Regions from separate parts of the Homo sapiens genome. Here region 1 is linked to region 2. The links are chromatin loops, found by intact Hi-C in ENCODE. Cell type or tissue: heart left ventricle. All regions are shown on one strand. Each heading gives the region's core, and the rest is flanking DNA. Links, peaks and the distances in the headings are about the cores only. Region 1 overlaps ANKRD55 (ankyrin repeat domain 55). Region 2 overlaps IL6ST (interleukin 6 cytokine family signal transducer).

Region 1 (11,018 bases), core at 1,993-9,992, 260 kb after region 2:
ACATAGTTATGATTTCTTTCATTCTCATCCTGTTGAGAGATGAGAACGTGTTTGTGCCTTTCATAACTTGTTTAAAGCAGAGTTTTAGAATTCATTTTTAGGATCTAAGGTGGCTATTAGTTACACTGGCAAGATTATTTTGAATGCAAGATTTTGACAAGAATTAATTAAAAACAATAGAAAATGCAGAGTGCTTAAATGTGATATATTGAAAGAGTAGATACTTAACTTATAAATAGCAATCTGAAGGTTGATGCTGACTTACTATTTTGGGATAATTGTCTTGCCAATGGATAATTCTAACAACGCAGAATACCTATTCAAGGCTGTCATCAAAAACATTCACAAATGTTTCATTCTATTTTTAGTGACTCTGTTTAAAGACTTTCTGAAAGGAAAGAACATTTTTATTTTTATTATCTTTAGCAATACTGAGTGTGTCATAACAGAATATTTTACAGACTTTCTATGAGATTATCTTTAGTGGCACAAAAGATTTACATTTCCCTTATGTTTATCATTATGCCAATTTTACATGGCTGTCATGCCACTTACTCTGCTGTTTAGCTAAACAATTTCTTTTTTTGGAGACAGAGTCTCACTCTGTCCCCCAGGCTGGAGTGCAGTGTCGCGATCTCGGCTCACTGCAACTTCTGCCTCCCAGGTTCAAGCGATTCTCCTGCCTCAGCCTCCCGAGTAGCTGGGATTACAGGCGTGTGCCACCATGCCCAGCCAATTTTTGTATTTTTAGTAGAGATGGGGTTTTGCCATGTTGGCCAGGCTGGTCTTGAACTCCTGACCTCAGGTGATCTACCCATCTCCGCCTCCCAAAGTGCTGGGATTACAGGTATGAGCCACAGCGCCTGGCTAGCTAAATAATTTCTATTTATTGTGCCAAAACATGTCAAAATCATGACTCTTTGAATGGTTTATTTGAGAGGATGTTCATTTCATTGGCTAACCATGGATTACTCTGCCCACATAGTGAAAACATGCACCAATTTTTACCTATTATCATGGTAGTATCATCTGCCAAAATTTCAAGGCATTCATTTTATTCTTTGAACAACTCTTTACCATAGTGTGGACATGAATTTTCATATGTGTTACTTGACTAGAAGTATAAATGGTTTACTATAAATATCCAAAAACCTTAAGATTTGCTCATAGGAAATGAATGTTGTCATGAATCCTGGGCTCTAGAGTCAGACTTGCTTGGGTTTAAATTCTTGCTCCAACACTTACTGTTTTTGTAACCTTGAGCAATTTTATTTAATATTTCCGTGTCTCAATTTTCTCATCTGTAAATTAGGGATGATAATACTACCTACCTCACAGGATTTTTGTGAGGATTAAATAAATGTAAGGTTCTTAGAACACTGTCTGTCCCAGAATAAGGGAGCAATAAATAGAAGATTGTATTATTATTCTATTACCTTGGAGTGTAGCTATTGCATTTAAGTGAATAAAAAATTTGCTTTGACCAGATACTGAAGGAAATATTTCATACATTTCTTAATAAGTAATAGCTAGTATTTATCGAGTGCCTACTGTGTGCTAACTATTGTGCTTAGATAATCTGTGTATAATAGTGTTAATGCTCAAAATTTGGGTGTTATTCCCATGTTATAGATAAGGAAACTGAGGCCTGGAGAATTAAAGTAACTTTGCCACTTTCACAAGGCTAGTAAGTAACAGAGGCAGGATTTATATTCAAACCGTGTGTGTTCATTTGAACTGTATCAGGCTTGGAGTTAGTCATTTAGCATTATTTCCATTTTTATTTATATGATATATGACATCTGATACATTGGCCAGTAATACCCAAATTAACCCAGCCAAGTTATCATAGTGATTCTTAAACTGTGGTTAGCATACTTGCCTAGGATGTTGTTAAAATGCTGATCTGCAGACCCCAGTCTCAGAAATTCTAACTTAAGCATGGGGCCCAAGAGTATATGCATTCTTACCAAATACCCTAGGACAGTGATTGTCAAAAGTGTGGTCCCAACAAACAGCATCAACATCACCTGGGAACCTGTTGGAAATGCAACCTCTCTCAGGGCCCCATCTCAGATCTACTAAATCAGATACTCTAGGAGCAGGGGCAGGGGCCAGCAGTTGTGTTTAAGCAAACTCTGCAGGTGTCTTTGTTATCCTAGTTTGAGAACCACTGCCAATACCTACATGATTTTGGTGCAAATAGTGTTTGAAGCACACTGAAGATTACTGCCCCATTATTAAGACATTTTTCAAAAAGCATGTTTTAAATCAGTGTAGTCCAGGATCACATAATATTAAATATAAAATAAAGATAATTTAAAGGGTCATTGGATCCTTCATTTTGGCCAAATTTGTAGCTTCTCCAAAGTGACTAATATCAGGGTCCACGATAAAATCTGTAATTCTCCAAGTTTAGTAATTTTATATTGAGGCAGGAAGGGTTCATTAAGTACTAATAAGTACAAAATTTATTAAAAGCATACATAAAATCAGTGTCATCAAAAAGGTCTACAATTGTTAGTAAAAACAATTTAAATTGAAGTAGTAAATGCTATTTTATAACATACAGAGCACTTTTCTGCCAATTCATTCTGTTTTGTGTGACCTAATAAAGCAAAAACAAAAACAATTCTCCAAGTATTTCATAGAGCACATAAAACCAGATTTCATGATGATGATGTATTCACTATCTTTTAGATTAAGATCTTCGTTATTTAGATAAATTATTTTAGTATGGTTTTAAAACATAAGGCTTTTGATGTCTTATGTTCTCTAATGATGGTATGCTTATATTTTCTAGTGGAAAGTTCATAGATAAAGCCAATTTTTGTCGCAGTTTGTTTTCAAATATCATAAATTTCAGAGGAGTTTTTCTTACTGTAATGAGATACGAAAATAAACCACTGATCGGCTTTTAATATTATTTGAATATGGAATTGGATTTGAGCATTAAATTTGCTAACTGGTTATTTTCACAATTGTTTTCTTGAGTATTAATTTTTCACTTCTTTGAGACTGTCAAACCATAGTTATTAGCAGGCTGATGCACTTTTGTACTTGAAAGAATCCCTTGATTGATTAAATTATATCTAGCATTTTATTCTCCATTTGTTTTCAGTTCATTAGACTATTATTCTTTGACAGTTTCTGCTTTGTATTTATTGCCCTTCTTTATTTGTTTTATTACTAATTCCCATTTTCTAGTTACTCTTAAATGCTGCCTTCAAAGGGTTAATTTGGCTGTTAATAGTGACTAAAATTTTTATTACTTAATTGAAAATTTTAAACCTACGAACTGGGTTTCCCTATGAGATTGAAAGTAAAAGTCTAAGAATAATGCCTGCTGGCTCTCAAGATAGTTGCCCTACTTAAAAATCTAGAATTTTAAATTAATTCTGCATCTACAATTATTATTATTACTGTTTTTTTTTCTTTTTTTGAGACGGAGTTTCGCTCTTGTTACCCAGGCGTGATCTTGGCTCACCGCAACCTCTGCCTCCTGGGTTCAAGCAATTCTCCTTCCTCAGCCTCCCGAGTAGCTGGGGTTACAGGCATGCACCACCACGCCCAGCTCATTTTGTAGTTTTAGTAGAGACGGGGTTTCACCATGTTGGTCAGGCTGGTCTTGAACTCCCAACCTCAGGTGATCCGCCTGCCTCAGCCTCCCAAAGTGCTGGGATTATAGGCGTGAGCCACCGCGCCTAGCCACATCTACAATTATTAAAGGAAGTAAAGTTATTTGGATTCTTCCACTCACCCTTTTCTCAAAAACAAAAAAAACCAAAACCCATTTGCTTTGTTTTTCTTCTTTATAGTAGGCCTGACAGAAACATACTGAAGCAATCTGGGAGACAACCTGTGATAGATCCTATGCTAAATGTTAATGTTACCTCTGTTGATTTAAAAACACGTGTTTAGGGGCTGGGCAGCGGTGGCTCACACCTGTAATCCCAGCACTTTGGGAGGCCGAGGCAGGCGGATCACGAGGTCAGGAGATCAAGACCAACCTGGCTAACATGGTGAAACCCCGTCTCTACTAAAAATACAAAAAATTTAGCCGGGCGTGGTGGCGGGCGCCTGTAGTCCCAGCTACTCAGGAGGCTGAGGCAGGAGAATGGTGTGAAGCCGGGTGGCAGAGCTTGCAGTGAGCCGAGATCGCGCCACTGCACTCCAGCCTGGACGACAGAGTGAGACTCTGTCTCAAAACAAACAAACAAACAAACAAACCCAAAAAAACCCAAACACGTGTTTATATCTAAGAGTTGAAATAAAAACTTTAACAAAGGGTGGAATAAGGAATTTTACAAATTCTCTTTAGAGAAACCAGCTCTAAAGTTTTAGGGTTGAATTGTGCTCTATTTCAATTCCCTTACCTCTCTAGTTTTCAGTTTATATTAGTTAAATTTTAATAACTTTGCAGGGCCCGGCAAATTAATAACCTACATGAAGTATTTTATCAGAGGGAAACTAATCTTACTGCTGAGCAGTGTGTTGTACTACATAGTGAATGTTTGTGTTTTGGAATCTAACAATTATTTAAGGTAATGGTGTTATGAATGGTTTAAAAATGTCTGGTGACTTGCTTATTTTAAGTGATCACCATTAAGTCAGAAAAATGTATTTTTAAATGTTTCTTAAAGTGGCTTTTGAACATTTTTAAACAGTTGATTTAAATAATGCATAAGATAAATTACCATGTTCAAAGTTAAAAAAAAAAAAAAACTTGGGTGTGGCTTGGTTTGGTGGCTCACGCCTGTAATCCCAGCACTTTGGGAGGCCGAGGTGGGCGGATCACAAGGTCAGGAGATCGAGACCATCCTGGCTAACACGGTGAAACCCTGTCTCTACTAAAAGTACAAAAAAATTAGCTGGGCGTGGTGGCGGGCGCCTGTAGTCCCAGCTACTTGGGAGGCTGAGGCAGGAGAATGGCATGAACCCGGGTGGTGGAGCTTGCAGTGAGCCGAGATCGCACCACTACACTCCAGCCTGGGTGACAGAGTGAGACTCTGTCTCAAAAAAAAAAAAAAGAGGCCGAGGTGAGAGGATCACTTGAGACCAGTAGTTGGAGACCAGCCTGAGCAACACAGCATCTCTACAATTGTGTTTTAATTGTAATATGTATATATATGAAATGTGTAAAAGTCCGTAAAAGCCTGGAAGAACGTGCATCAAAAAGTCTATAGAGATAATCTCTTGGATATTCTTCAGAACTTTCTATATTTTTCAAATTCTCTATAATGAATTTATGTTCTTTTATACCTGTCAGAATAAACCAAATTCAGGCTTACTAGCTTTAATAAACTAATACTAAGGGGGTACACAGAGCCTAGCATATCTATAACTAAGAAAGCAAGTCCTTGCTGTTTGATAACATCCTAAAAAAGAAAAAAGTATGTATTTTGCTAATTCTGACCTTTATAAATACTCTAGTAGGTTTTTTTTTAAAAAAGACATAGGTATGTATTTTAATTTTTATTAATTTTTACCTAAAAATTGGAAGAATAGACAGCCTTAAGATCATTTCTTTCCTTCATTTTTCATGGTCAAAAAACCTAACTGATTTCTGGATGTATCATAAATTATCCAATGTCAAGGGCTTAGCATTAATACTGGTATGTCAGACACGTAATAGGCTATTAAAAATGTTTTAGATTAGAGGACCTTCCTTAGAGTATCTCAAGTTTTACAAAAAGTTCCTTTTTTAGAGCTTCATATGGTGGCTCTGTCCTTGGGTTATTATGGAGCTCTTTGGGAAAGCCCTTGACTGCATCGGTTACTGGGCCCATTTTGTTGAAATTACCCAGAAGTTAGCTTGACATTTGTTCTGCCTAAGCTGTGACCCTTTTGCAAAAGGGCCAGGTCAGTGGAAGGGCACATTGGGTATTGCAATTTCAAGAGCTCAGACCAGGGTAATTTGGGGAGGCTTTCTTTGGTTTATTCTATTCTGAGGATTCTTGGGTGACTAAACACATCCTAGGGTCACCAATGATGTCTGGATTCATTTTGGACAACCACAGAGGACTCTGAAGCTCTTTCTTAGATTGTTCCTTGAAATAGAATTGATTGCCTCTGAAGAACTCATTCATCCATTTACTCATCTACCATATGCTAGTAAAATTGTAGTTACAAAGGCTACAGAGTTTCTGTCCCTAAGAAAGACATGCCCTAGTGGGAAGACAAATGTCTTATTTATGATTGAGACATACTGGAGATATTATGGCAGGACGGGAAGAATCACTTCAATGAACAGTTTCCTGGGCATTCCTCTAATTCCCTCTCTCCCCCTGCGGGATTATCCTGAATGCTTTGAAGAAACTGCATTCTTAGGGGTACCCAGAATGACCTATCCACAAAGTGGCGTCTTTCCACCTTTAAGGAGCATGCCAGGCCTTACACTGCACCACGATGGCTTCATGGGACAACATTGCCACCCACTGGTAATAAAGAGTCTCTGTGGACCTTCACCTGGGCCCTGAGTCAATCTGGAACTCTTTGGCCATGCAAGAACAAGTTAAAGGTCATTGATACAGCTGGCTGGCATTGAAACAAAATTAGTCTCATGTGACTTTTTTCAAATATATCAGGTGACACAAAGCATACATATAGAAAAATGGTAAGAGCACAAGCTCTGGGGCCTCACCTCTAGAGTCTGATTCTGGCACTGCCACTTACCTGCTAGCTATGTGACCTTAGGCAAGTTGCTTAACATCTCTATGTCCGTTCTTCACTTGCCAAATGGATAAGAATAGTGCCTCCCCCTTAGGGCTGTTCTGAGAGCTAAATGAATTAATTCATATGAAGTGCTTAAAGCAGTGCCTGGCCCAGAGTAAATATTCAAAGTGTGTTAATTAGTGGGGTGATTCCTCAAAGACCAAGAGGCAGAAATACCATTTGACCCAGCAATCCCATTACTAGGTATATACCCCAAGGAATATAAATCATTCTATTATAAAGATACTTGCATGCATATCACAATAGCAGCACTATTCACTGTTAGCAAAAACATGGAATCAACCTAAATGCCCATCAGTGATAAACTGGATAGAGAAAATGTGATACATATGCACCATGGAATACTATGCAGCAATAAAAAAGAACGAGGTCATGTCCTTTGCAGGGACATGGATGGAGTTGGAAGCCATTATCCTCAGCAAACTAATGCAGGAACAGAAAACCAAACACCACGTGTTCTCACTGATAAGTGGGAACTGAATGATGAGAACACATGGACACATGGAGAGGAACAACACACACTGGAGCCTGTCAGAGGGGGTGGTGTGGGGAGAGGGGGAGCATCAGGAAGAAGAGCTAATAGATGCCGAGCTTAATATTTAGGTGATGGGATTATCTGTGCAGCAAACAACCATGGCACACATTTACCTATGTAACAAACCTGCACATCCTACACATGTACCCTTGAACTTAAAATGAAAGTTAAAGAAAAAAAAAAACAAAGTGTGCCTGTTGTTATTATTATCCAAATTACTACTTTGACATTGATAGGCACTTGTGTCTCCTTGCTCTTAAACGAGACCCTTTGCCTTGTGCAGCAGGCTGTAGTAATTTTGTGAGCAGAAACATTTTTACCATTTCTCATGTCTTCTCCAGTCCCTCAGGGTGTATTTCCTGAGATGATAAGAGTGTTTTAGAAAGTGTCAGTCATATGAGAAGAAGAGAGTTTCTTTCTAACATTTTAAAGGGAAAAATAGCTCCGAACTTTCCACATGTACCAGTTGAGGGAACAAACATGCAAAGTGACCTTCATACCGTGGGAGTGGAAAAGAAGAGATTTCATTCTGTGGGGAGGAAGTCTTGCAACAATATTATCTCAAGAGTAAATATCTGACTGCAATCAGATCTTTCTTCCTAACCAAATTTGTGATGCAACACATGTTGTGTTTCTTTGAATGTTAGCATCTCTGTGCTCTTGCGGGGGTAGGTTTTCTGAGCTGTGAATGGCATTTCATGTTGAGCATCTCTCCTGCATGAAGAGGACCTGGGGAATGGAATTTTCTGTTTTAAGGAGTGTTTCTGTGTTGAAATTCAGTAAAGATGCCTCTTAGAATGCACTTTAATAGAATGCATCTTTATTTTAATAATATTAATTCTTAAAAATATCTTAATCTTTATGTATGGGGCCTTTAGGATGGAGGCAATATACACATTTACTGATTAATTTAGTACACATGTTCTGCTCAGATGGGCTTTCTCACCCACTGGGGTTTTGTGGAAACTTTTCTGATGTTAAAATATTATGTCAAGAAATACTTTGGTAATTAGGCAGTGATATGGTCTGGCTCTGTGTTCCCACCCAAATCTCATCTTGAATTGTAATCCGAATTGTAATCCCTACATGTTGGCGGAGGGACCTCGTGGGAGGTGATTAGATCATAGGGGTGGTTCCCCCATGCTGCTGTTCTCATAATAGTGAGTTCTCATGAGATCTGATGGTTTTTTTAAAATTTAATTTAATTTTATTATTATTATACTTTAAGTTTTAGGGTACATGTGCACAACATGCAGGTTAGTTACATATGTATACATGTGCCATGTTGTTGTGCTGCACCCATTAACTTGTCATTTAGCATTAGGTATATCTCCTAATGCTATCCCTCCCCACAACAGTCCCCGGTGTGTGATGTTCCCCTTCCCCTGTGTCCATGTGTTCTCATTGTTCAATTCCCACCTATGAGTGAGAACATGCGGTGTTTGGTTTTTTGTCCTTTCGATAGTTTGCTGAGAATGATGGTTTCCAGCTTCATCCATGTCCCTACAAAGGACATGAACTCATCATTTTTTATGGCTGCATAGTATTCCATGGTGTATATGTGCCACATTTTCTTAATCCAGTCTATTATTGTTGGACCTTTGGGTTGGTTCCAAGTCTTTGCTATTGTGAATACTGTCACAATGAACATATGTGTGCATGTGTCTTTATAGCAGCATGATTTATAGTCCTTTGGGTATATACCCAGTAATGGGATGGCTGGGTCAAATGGTATTTCTAGTTCTAGATCCCTGAGGAATCGCCACACTGACTTCCACAATGGTTGAACTAGTTTACAGTCCCACCAACAGTGTAAAAGTGTTCCTATTTCTCCACATCCTCTCCAGCACCTGTTGTGTTTTTTTAATGATTGCTGTTCTAACTGGTGTGAGATGGTATCTCATTGTGGTTTTGATTTGCATTTCTCTGATGGCCAGTGATGATGAGCATTTTTTCATGTTTTTTGACTGCATAAATGTCTTCTTTTGAGAAGTGTCTGTTCATATCTTTTGCCCACTTTTTGGTGGGGTTGCTTTTTTCTTGTAAATTTGTTTGAGTTCATTGTAGATTCTGGATATTAGCCCTTTGTCAGATGAGTAGATTGCAAAAATTTTCTCCCATTTTGTAGGTTGCCTGTTCACTCTGATGGTAGTTTCTTTTGCTGTGCAGAAGTTCTTTAGTTTAATTAGATCCCATTTGTCAATTTTGGCTTTTGTTGCCATAGCTTTTGGTGTTTTAGACATGAAGTCCTTGCCCATGCCTATGTCCTGAATGGTATCGCCTAGGTTTTCTTCTAGGGTTTTCATAGTTTTAAGTCTAACATATAATTCTTTAATCCATCTTGAATTAATTTTTGTATAAGGTGTAAGGAAGGTTTTATAAGGGGATTTTCCCCCTTTGCTTGGCACTTCTCCTTCCTGCTGCCATGTGAAGAAGGATGCATTTGCTGCTTCTTCTGCCATGATTGTAAGTTTCCTGAGGCCTCCCCGACACTGCAGACCTGTGAGTCAATTAAACCTCTTTCCTTTATAAATTACCCAGTCTTGGGTAGTTTTTTTGTAGCAGCATGAGAATGGACTAATACAGGTAGGTAGAAATCTTTAATTTTATGAAGGATTATGCTAGCCTTGCTGGCTTTTGGAAATTGAAAAGTAAGTTAAGTGTTGTTATGAAACCATCCTTCCTCCAATCTTCCTTACTTTCTTCTGAATCAAATACATGACTCCACCTACCTCTCACTTTCCAGGAATGGCAGGTGTTGGAGTCAGGCATTTGCCATTTTAACTGCCAACTCTGGAAAATGAGGAATTGGTTTGTTTAGTCTGGAGCAGAGCAGAATGTTCATGTTCAGTTGAACATGATAGCTGTTTTCAATTTTGAAAAAGCTGGAAGAGAGTTTAGACTTGTTTTCTTTTCTTTCTTTTTTTTTCTTTTGAGACAGAGTCTCACTCTGTTGCCCAGGATGGAGTGCATTGGCATGATCTTGGCTCACTGCAAGCTCCGCTTCCTGGGTCCGAACCATTCTCCTGCCTCAGCCTCCTGAGTAGTTGGGATTACAGGTGCCTGCCACCATGCCCAGCTAATTTTTGTATTTTTAGTAGAGATGGGGTTTCACCATATTGGTCAGGCTGGTCTTGAACTCTTGACCTCAAGTGATCCACCTGCCTCAGCCTCCCAAAGTGCTAGGATTATAGGTGTGAGCCACTGCACCTGGGCTAGACTTGTTTTCTGTAAATCCACAGGGAAGAACTAGTTCTGGTGGGTAGAAGTTGGAATTAATAAGACTTTTGAATGACTAGAGCTGTTCAGATACAGAGGCAATTACCTCACAAGCTAGTGCGCTCCTTATCACTATCTGTGTTTAAGCAGGTTCTGACCAAACCCATCTTGGCAGTGTTCTTGAGGAGACAGCTGTATTGAGTAGAAGGTTGATCTCTAAGTTTCCTTTCATGATTGATATTCTGCATGTCTAGCTAGCATCTGTGGAGAACCAAACAGTGAATCTTGGGCTGGGGGAGATTTGGAGAAGGGGGTCTTCCTTGGATCTTTTAAAAGGCACCCTCCTTGTGGCCCTCTACTGTGCCCACTTATAAAACTGCCCCTAGTGCCTTGGTCTCCTGAAAATAGTTTAAGAAAACAAGTGTAATTTGGGTGGCTGGCTCAAATGTCAGAGACTGAACAAGTCTATTGCCCTGCAGTCCCTGAGCTTTGAGTTATCCCTGACACCCTGTAGTGGCTGCATTCTGTC
Region 2 (10,829 bases), core at 2,767-10,766:
CCCCAGCTGGTGACATCATCACCAAGCAGGGCCTGGACTGGGGCAAGTCTAGGGCTCCCAACAGAAGGAGGTGCTCACTTTCGGGGTCACGCAAGGGCACCAAGTACCTCCCATGACTGTGTGCCCTGGGTACCTCTCTTATCTCACCCACTGTGTTTCTTACTCTTCTCTCTGCTACGGGAGGCCCTTTGACATCACCAGATTGTGACCTTTCATTTAGCATGGAATCAGTAGAAAATCTGACACCTGCAGAATTATCTGCACGAAGAAAGCCTCCTTGTTTGGAAATGGGGCTGGCTTACATTCACACATGACTCTATTGGAGAAGACAGAAACCTGTTTGATGTTGCCTTAAATGTAGTAAAAATGTTGTGGTTGGACTGGCACAGTGGCTCACAACTGTAATCTCAGCACTTTGGGAGGCCAAGGCAGGAGCATCACTTGAGGCCAGGATGTTGAGGCTAGCCTGGGCAACATAGTGACACTCCATCCCTACAAAACTTTTTTTAAAAAATTAGCCAGGTCTGGTGGCACACGTCTGTCATCCCAGTTGCTTTGGGGGCTGAGGCAGGAGGATTGCTCCAGCCCATGAATTCGAGGTTGCAGTTACCTAAGAGCGCATAACTGCACTCCAGCCTGGGCCACAGCATGAGATTGTGTTTCAAAAACACGGTGGTGATTAGACGTCTCTTTTGAACCTGCCTCAAGGTCAGAGGTGTATGATTAGGTGCCACCTTGGGCATTCCTTTCTGTCCTGGGAGTAGAAAAAGTGTAAGATTACCTCCCCACGAGCACTTGAGCATGGGTTGTAGATAAATCCATCTGTGTCCCTGCTGGGGCTGATGGAGATATGAGGACTGAGGGGTCCTCCTTGCTTGAAGTCACATCTTTGGCAAAGGGCTGGAAAGAGGGCAGGGAATATCTAGATGTTGCTCAGAGGGGTCAACAAAAATTCTTCCGGCCAGTCCTGAAATACAAGTCTCATTGTAACAATAAGAATTATAGTTTAGTCTGACCCAGAGAACTGAGGCAACATTGATTTGAAAACAGTTTGTGCACACTGCTGGCTCTCCTGGTCACCAGCTCATGCCTGCACGACAAAATTCTACAGAAGATGCTTTTCCTCCAGGAAGGCATCCCGATGAGCACAGCTTTTTGCCCGAACATAAAATGTTTTCTGAAAAATCTTTCCCCAAAAAAGAGGGAGTGCTTTAGTAAAGTACTTACAAAGTTTCTCATATCACAGTTTCTCTCTTCTTATTTATTTATTTATTATTTTTCTGAGACAGATTCTCGCCCTGTCACCCAGGCTGGAGTGCAGTGGCATGACCTTGGCTCACTGCAGCCTCCGCCTCCCGGGTTCAAGTGATTCTCCTGCCTCAGGCACCCAAGTAGCTGGGATTACAGGTGCCGCACCACCACGCCAGGCTAATTCTTGTATTTTTAGTAGAGACGGGGTTTCACCATGTTGGCCAGGCTGGTCTCAAATTCCTGACCTCAAGTGATCTGCCCACTTTGGCCTCCGAAAGTGCTGGGATTACAGGCGTGAGCCTCTGTGCTTGGCCTCTCTTCGTTATTTAAACACAAAAGTTCTGTTTGCGAAAGACCCATTCACTAAAATGACCTCATCCAATGTTAATTTTTAATTTTGAGAATCACACGGAGATCACCAGAAGGAACTGGCATAAAAGGAGACAAGGGATTTAGTCATTATTCCTGGGATATGATCTCAATATTAACTAGGTTAGATTTCAGTGTAAAGTTTTTTAAAGACCATTTTAAAAAGCAAAATGGTAACAGGTTACATTACTGGGATGGGGGGAAAGTCTCTTAAGATAAAAGTGGATACTTAAGGCTTGAATACTGTTTTCCACGACAGCATTGTCTGCTGTCTCTCACACAACTAGATGGAAATGTTAGGAACGAGCTCCCAAAACCTGTGCCTATGATTCACAAAGGGGATCTGGTAATGACGAGGAAGGACCTCAGTGTCCAATTGCAAGTGAAGAGTTGCATGGAACTATCTTCATAAAGTACGAGTGAACAAAATCAATTCTATATTTCTGCATTGTTCCACATCATCTTATTTAAAATATGGATCATAGGCAGACATCTGACTATTTAATCAACATCTGTAAAGCTCACACAGTTAAGCTGTCCAAAAACTTTTCTTGGGATCTTCTCGTTGAGGAATTGGGGGATTGTTTTATACTGGGAGCTGCCTGGTGTTTGGCCAGGGGTTGGTCGTAGCCTGGTTTGTAGGGCCTGAGCCTACTTGCACTTTCTGATGTGTTCTTAAGGCGGAGCCTGATCCTGGTTCACTCCGTCTTCCTCACTAGACAGTAACTTCCCAAAGGGCAGGGCCGTCCTTTTATAACCCACAAACCCAGCGTTTTCTCCTGTGCTGTTGGAAAGTTTGCTGGCCCCTCTTCTCTGGACCTCATTTTCCTCGTCCAGGATGAGGAGTTTGGATAAAATGATTTAATAAGGATCCATCTGACTTTAATTTTCTCTAAATTTTTGCTTTTGGATTGAGTATATATTTTGCTTCAAATGAAAGCTCTTGCCAAGGCACGGTGGTTCAGAGATGTAATCACAGCACTTTGGAAGGCCAAGGATGGAAGATAGCTTGAAGCCAGGCATTTGAGACCAGCCTGGCCAACAAAGTGAGCCCGTGTCTACAAAAAAGAAAAAAGAAAAATTAGCCGGGCATGGCAGTGCTGCCTGTAGTCTGAGCTACTTGAGAGGCTGAGGTGGGAGGATTGCTTGAGCCTGGGCAACAGAGCAAGACTCTCTCTCTCTTGGTTGGGGGAAGCTCTTGCCTGTAGCCAGGGTGGGATGGGAATCAGGAAATGATCCCAGGTTTGAGATGCGAAGGAGGCAGATTCCTGACTGCCTATGGCACTGTGCAACTCTGGATTAGAAGAAACCTGAGACACATTTTAAACATTTTTTAAAATTAAAAATAACTTGTTTATTCACCCACTTACCTGTTCATATAAGCAAGCTCTGCCAAACACCGAGCACTATGCTGGGCCAGGAGAGGACTGAGCTGGGGCCCTCTCTCCAGAGGCCCAGCAGTAGGTGCCAGGATATAGAAGGCCCTTAACTCAGGGGGAAGGAGAGAGAAGAATGGAAGATTTCCCTCAAGAGGGTATCTATTTGAGTTGATTTTTGGTGAACCAGTAAGAATTTCCCAGCTTAACAGGGACTGGGGACTGGAGAACATTCTAGGGGAGGAAATCATGTGCATGGGCTAGGTTAGAAGAAACTCAGTATGTTCTGGAAACTATAAAGTGTGCAGCTGGGGGGTTGGAAAGGTCCAGCGAGGCCCCAAAAGGACAGAAAGCAAATGTGGGGAATGAGGTCAGCACAGCGGGGCAGCAGCAGGCAGCCCCTCTGGGAGTGGCAGGAGATGGAGAGGAGTGGCTGGCGGCACCGTGAAGGTGAGGCAGGCTGGAACGGGTGCTCGCGCTAGGCAGCGGGCCCGGGGAAGTCTGTGGACAGAACCACCTGGGGTAGGACCGTGGTCTGAGCACCCAGGAAAAGCCCCTGCCGGAGATCCTCCTGTCACTAGTTGCCATGGGCTAGATTCCACCATTAGAGGAGTCTTTCTTTGGCCAAAAGAATGAGACTCCAGGGGTCGTGTGAGGGTGCATTCTCAGGAAAGTGGGACACATTGACCTCTTTTGCAGGGGTTGCTCTATAGGGTCAGAGCAAATGTATGTGCTAGTAGGGGTGGGGAGCCAGCCTCGGAGTAAACCTTGAGGGCATAAGGAGAAGTACTGCTCTGGGCTCGAGGCTCAGTTAGGACACTTCAAGGTAGGCAATTGCAGGGGGCTGCTTGAGGGCACAAGGTGCCCCATATTCACAAATAAGGGTGGTGGGGAGGGAGATGAGGGGAAGAGAAACTCAGAAGAGTTTGAAGGGCCTGGGAAGCAGGTGTGCATTCTCCTTAAGCTAGCCTGGGCATGACGTCATCAAGAATTTTGCTTAAGTGGTTGGGTACAATTGGTGTACACATCAAAGAATGCGGACTTTGGATCAGGTTGGAGTTGGAACTCCACTGTTTGTCAACCACATGACCCCGGGCAAGTTATTCAACCTCTTGGAGGCTGCATTTGTAAATGGTGCTGGTATTTACCTCATAAGTTTCTAGGATTTCATAACCCACAGTAAACACTTCATAGATGGCATATATTTGCTCACCTTTGGACACCCTGCTCCGGCATGTGGCCCCCAGCAGGTGATCAGAAAGGTCTGCCGGTTCATTTGAAGAGGAGCGGCCCCTCACCCCCAGCAGCAATGTCTAGTCTCGATTCTGACCGTGGCAGTTAAAAGTTTCTTGGAGGTCCTTTCCTAGGCACTGATGCTGGCTGGGTAGCCCTGGTGTTCGTATGTCTAGATTGAACAACTGGCAAAATCCACACTGACTTTGACCTGAAGAGTGGCTGACTTTTCATTCTCAGAACGCTTATGCAGAATTATGGTTTCTATTGTCAGAATCTCAGTGCCTTTTTATTTAAATATTCCCCTTCATGCCATTCCTTTAAAAGCATTATCCCTCTCATAAAGCTTATAGAGCCTATTTCCAAGAATTTTCTATAAATTCATTTAAAAGCTATCATTAGTCAACAGGCTGCTTCTGACTACAGGCAAGACTGCAGGGAAAACCTTTTCCTACGGGGAAGGGACCCAGATGTATACTTAATAGTTGTGTCTTGGACCTGTTACTAAGTGAAGATTGTTCTAGGAAAGTAGGCCTGGACTGAGGTATTAGATTTCTAATCAACAGGCTGGTCTCATTCAGAGTTTGAACCAGCACTCTGGGGGAGAAACCACTTGTGGCCGTTGAATTACTCTGGCTAGCCTGTCTCAGAAAGACCATCCACAGCCAGGGCTAATGAGACAGTTGAAGAAAGAGAAATACTTTACCTGAGGGTTTTGGTTTTTTTTTGGCTTTTATTTTTGTGTGTGTGGATTACCACCATATAGCTCACCATGTTATCCCAGAAAGACTACAATTTCATACAGAATGCACAGATGTTTAAATAAAAAGCCATTTAAGTGAGGGGATAATTCTCACTAAAAAAAGCTCAAAAATAAGAAATGACAATTCTAGATACACTTTTTTGACATGTAAAATGACATAACCATAGTCACAGGGAATAAAGAATCAGGTTTGAATGTCCACAGGTTTCTAAAACTAAGCTCTGGCTTCGTATCTGTTGAAAATCTTTAGCGGTTGGGGAAAATAGCTATATTTAAAAACAAATATTGAATTTTGAGTTGAAAGGTACATTTTCCTCCCTTGATGGAGACAGAACTTTTCTATGGAGAACCCAAGCAGCCTTTCCATGATCTTACTAAGTTGTCCAAGAGCCAACCCCGATCAGCAGCAACAGGACTCAAGCTGTTCACCCTGCTTTCGAGTTGGCTGAGCTTCCTGCTGCTTTCACACATTCTTCTTTTTCTACCTCAGTTCCTCTTTGCTTGTAGTCTTTCACTCCATTAACTTGCCCAAGCACTGGACTTAAGTATGGAAGAGCCTATACGCAGTTGTAATATATTTCGTATTTTGAAAGTGTAGAAGTTTGTATTAATTTAAAAAGAAAAAGCTTAAATGGAAAGTTAAGCAATCCTGAACAAGAAAACTCTCTCACTGCCTTTGGGCTAGAGAAAGAGTATGCTCTCAAGGAGTTACATAATCTTTTCCAAAGCAGGATGGACTGTATCTATCATACACATTAGGATAAGATGAGCCACCACACCTTAAAGAAATCAGGCTTGAGCCTATACAAGCCATAACCAAATAGAAGATTTTAAACAAAGGAGCACATAGCCCAAAGCTGACATGTTATTTCTATAAACTCTGGTATATATGTGAAGGAGTTACTGTTGGCTGGCTTGTGGGTTTTTTGACTCACTACATTTTTTTAGACAAAATCACAATGTGAAGGCACATTAATAGTTGAGATTTTCTTTTCCTTCCAGGTGGACTTGCTGACTGATTAGTTTCATATACTACTTAGTAACCTCAAGAAGTAGCAGGAGGATGCCATGTATCAATCTTGAACTTCAAGTCTCACTGCAACAAGGATGGAGACTCCAGCAGAGTGCAGGGTGGGCACAGACAGGCCACAAGATGGCGCAGCACCTCCATACTTGGGCTCTTGACAACCAAGTAGGTTTTTTTTTTTTTTTTTTTTTTTAATGTCCACTAGGAGGGAGGATGCTACGATTTCAGACCTCAGCTATTAAATAGTAAATCTGGAAAACTAGTGGATAAATTTGCCATCTCCATTCTATGTTATTAAGACCAAGATAGTGTACTGGTTTTCTTTTAAATCACATTCCATTATGTCATTTAAAATGTCACAAAACCCACACGAAGCATCTCATTTACACTAAGATGCTTATTTAGCTAACACCACTAATGATAAATGCTGTTACAAATATGCATAGTCAGATGATAGTAACCACATACAGAAAAAAAATTTGAACAAGTATTTATTTCTTAAAATTTACTTAAGGGATTAGAGCTAATATATAATAGAACATTTAATATAACATTTGGAGTTATGTCAACATAAAAATAGCTGTGGTTACAATTAGCACATGCAATTCACTGCAAAGGTAAAAATACATGCTATACTCTAGACAAGCCTTCCAAATGAAGTTAGAGTAGATGGGGTAAAACAGCAAGTGAACATGAAAGGATTGCACTTAGAAGAAAGTGGGACATAGCTAGGATATAAAAGAAACATACCTAATGCTAGTCAGTCACTGCATTGTCCTACTAGCAAATTGCACATTTATTTTTAGAGTATATTCAATACACATACATATTGAGACTAGAGAATTTTCAAATATCTACCTTTGAAATATCCCTTTGTTTCTAACACATCACATTATGGTATTAATGTAACAGCACTTAAAACCTGTAGTTATCATTCAAAGCTTGTGTTCAAGAGATAAAAGAACATCATTCAGACAAAGCCTGTGTTCAAGAAATAAAAAAAACATCTATCACTATCGGCCTTAAATGCATCTCATCACACGACCCATCAACTTTAATGAAATGGGTAATGAAGTTAAACTAACCAGTTTGTACAAACTATTGACTGAGAAAAAGCCCTTAAAAATTTAGGAACAAATGAGCAACAGAAGAGCTCACCCTGAGCTGCCACCTTTTAATTTTTAATGCAATGTATATGAGAATATCATGCTAATGCACATACTAGTAGCATGTATGATGGAAAAAAATAGGTTAATGCAAAAGATAATACGCTTGGCTTTGTAAAGTTTTGTTTTGACTTACATCATCTGAATTCTGTTTATCGAGTCTGAAAAGGAACTGCTGCCAAGGACCAGTCCAAAGAAGAATTAGGCTGTAAGACTGCTAGTTCATACCTTCTTTGAAATCAATGACAATGTCCAATTTTAGGCTAATCCTAAAACACTTGCCATTTTATGACTCCATATTCTTTTAATTTACAGAAAAGTACAAATTTTTTAGAAAGTAATCTTATCAGCACAATATAATCTAACAATACCTGTAATAGAAAGCTATCCCAGTAAATTTTTTTTGAACAATTGAACTTTTGTCTTATGCAGCTTATAACTTTGTTATTTTATTCATCTCAACAAAATAAAACTTTATTGAAACAAAAGTGTATGGTTTAGGAATATGCTCTTAATAACAACTGAGCAAAATTAGAATGATGTGGACTATAACAGAATGAAGGAAGATCTCTCCTGCTTGATGTACTTGGTCAATATATGTTAGTAAACAGAAATATTTTAGGGAATTCTATGATTATTCTACTTCTACATTTACATGTCATGGTTTTAACTAGTTAAATGGGTAGAAAAAAGACATCTTTAATAATTGATTTCTATTTCTCAAACTAGATGCTCTACTTTAAATATGAGCTTTAATGAATGTTTTGTAACATTTTAAAGTTGTAACATTTCTAAGTATACTCCACTAACTTCACAATAAGAGCTAGGGTCACTGGATGACTTCATGTGGTAAAATCCCTTATCAAGGAATAAGGCTGAAATTTAAATGAACAATTAGGTAGAGAAGAGGTATGAACACAGAACATGTGAATGAAATTTGCTTTTTTTCCTTGCTGCTGTTCCCGAGTGCCGACTGATCCATAGTAAAAAAGGACAAGATTAAAATTTTAGGTTTTAATGGTACAAAGTGTGAAGTTTTATAGTTTTCTAATAATTATTCAGTATTATCCCTTTCAGAGATGAGGGTAGGATACCACAGACATCAGTAACTGACAAGTTATAATATCAACACATGTAACATTTGGGTCATTATTTTATAACCCTAAAGGGAGCAACTGCAGGTGCAGAAGCAGTGAGTGAACTAGTTTTGTCCAGACAAGGTTTTCTGATGTGCTATTACTTTAAACACCACTTTTGGACACTAAAGATTTAAAGTGATAAAGCCACTAACTAACTTTATTAGACTAGTTTTTACATAAATAACCAGATTTCTTTGCCTACCTAAAGTACAATTTACATGCATCAACACATAGATTATTCTAAGACATGCTTGGGAAAGTAATTTTGAATGTAAAAAGTTTTATAATTTATTTTCTCCTTAGGGCAGGTGTACATTACATATTAGTGCTCAAATATATGTTCATTTCCAGAATGAATTTTTGCACAGTAATCATATATCCATTTAATATGTATAAAGTGTTCTTGGGGATGGGGGTATATTCACTCACTGTACCATGTTTTATACAGGCTTCAACATGCAAATTTGTTTATATCATGGCCTTCAATGATCCTCCATTCTCATTCCTGTAGATTAAGAGTTCATATTGTATATCTGACCCTGAAATGTACAAACTTCACACTACAACATTCTTCATGACACTATTTGTTATGAGGAAAGTTGCAGCTAAATATTAGTCATGTGACTTAAATTTTGAGAAAATGGAAAATGTAATAGGTATAAATTTCCTGACACATACAGCAAGACAAATCCAGCCCAGCCTTTGATGATCAACTTAAAAGCTGGAGATGTCATTATCTTGTTGTGTAAATTTGGGTCTATCCCTACCTTTACTTCTCTGTGCCTGATTTTCCTCATCTACTTTGAATTCGTCATTCTATTAATCTACTTTTGCCTAAAGTGGGAAACTGAATATATCAGAATGAAACATCTATTTTTTTCATAAAGAAGATCATATAATATGTGAAAGAACTTTGAAAGGATGAGGCATTATATAAATGCAAGAATATAAAAGATAAACAGGAAGTCTAATGTGAACAATATTCTGAGAGTAAAAAGTGTAATTATATTTCCATTGTAAATGTATACCAAGTTTTCTTAGCTTTCTATTCTCCAATAACCTCTAGAAACTATTCTAAGCATGCCTGGTTTCTGTAACTTAAATATGGCATAAAAACCTGTTTCCTTTGAATTCACTTGATAGCAGTAGTCAATCACTAATAACGCTTGCTAATTTCCTCTTACTTTCTAAGAAAACCCCTATATTTAGCATCTGCTTCCATATCGCACGTGGTGGTTAGGGGACAGCATAAGTACACTAGCGGCTTTAGCACTAAACTCGAGGCCTGGGTCACTTCTCCCTTGAAGAAAAAAGGTTTTAAAAATTCCTAAATCACAATGTAGAACTAAGTTCCACCCTACCTCAGAACTGCAGACATTAAAATACCATCTCTTTATTAAGTGTCTCTACAATAATGATATTTGCTAAGAACAAGATGTACATTTTTTGGGGTTCTGTTTTGTTTTGGCAAATATTGCCCAAGTTGTCTTAGTGTGCCTCAAACATTTACTAAAAATAAAAAAATTTAAATCTTTGCCTACTTATTTAAAAATAAAAAAAATACTCAAAACAAATTTAAGCTGAAGATATATACTGTATAAAGTGTTCATCTACCCAGTACTCTGAAGTCTTAAGAAAAGTCAATGATATGTGTGTGTATATATATATATATATATACACACATTAGCAATTTAAGCCTTTTAACATGCCAATTTTTTAGATGCTTTATTGGTTTTTTTTCCCCTTTACTACTACTTCCTGTTTTCCCCTTTACTACTACAATTTAAGCCTTTAAAAATGGCAATTTTTTAGATGCTTGAGATAGTTTGGGGGATCCCTAGCTCTTATCATGGCACTCTGTTGAGTTTGTGAAATGCATCTTCAAAGAGGTTGTCAATAATATGCAAATTTTTGAAAACTAGTGAGATTACTAATTATTGATGAATAAAAAATGAGTACTTTTAATCTGCCAAGTTAAAGCTCTAGAATTCCTTTTCTCCAGTAATAACTCGCAGCATCACTACCAATGGAAGGGACCTAAGGAATACCGTGTACACTGATATACACGAAGCTGCTCCTCATTTTTTTGTCAGATTACAAAAGCTGGGCTCATGTAGTTATGGCCTATGGACCTCTTTTTAAGTTATTTTAGCAGAAGTAGATGATGGTCTACACCTTGCTCCTCTTTTATATTAACTGTCCCTAAGCCACTCTGATGACTATTCTAATCAAAATCAGTATAGCTGTGCTCACTAAGCATATCACTGCTTATTATTCAAATACCTTCTGTTTTCTATGTAGCAAAACAAAAAGTTTTATAAATTTCAGATAAGCTTTCTGTTTTTCTTCAGTGCAAACATCCTGAAACAGCACAAAATCATTCAGCTAGTCTGAGGATAAAGTCAGTTTATGTAGTGCTTAAAGTAGAATCCCAGATATTCTGGAATGGAAATAGCTCATGTGAAACTTCAGTTCATTTTTGTCCTTAAGGGCAAATGATCATCT

Evidence for each region. Hi-C counts contacts between places; a loop is a spot of excess contacts. Peaks named below come from ENCODE experiments on the same cell type or tissue, not always from the same donor. Only the 100,000 strongest peaks of a DNase experiment are listed, where the experiment ranks them.
Region 1: a loop joins it to region 2, with 11 times the contacts of the local background. A loop is called at or near these places in 90 of 110 quality-filtered maps.

Annotation. Positions count from the first base shown.
Region 1 is chr5:56,194,875-56,205,892 of GRCh38, forward strand. The region is part of intron 2 of ANKRD55 (ankyrin repeat domain 55); the gene reads right to left. Among named protein-coding and RNA genes, the nearest start is that of ANKRD55, 33 kb to the right of the region's middle. In heart left ventricle, for the core only: CTCF peaks have their summits at 6,437 (motif pointing left) and 6,648; a DNase peak (open chromatin) is centred at 6,398.
Region 2 is chr5:55,930,153-55,940,981 of GRCh38, forward strand. It overlaps IL6ST (interleukin 6 cytokine family signal transducer), which reads right to left. Exons shown (of 17, transcript NM_002184.4): 17 at 4,943-10,829. Among named protein-coding and RNA genes, the nearest start is that of IL6ST, 59 kb to the right of the region's middle. In heart left ventricle, for the core only: CTCF peaks have their summits at 6,133 (motif pointing right) and 6,334; a DNase peak (open chromatin) is centred at 6,139.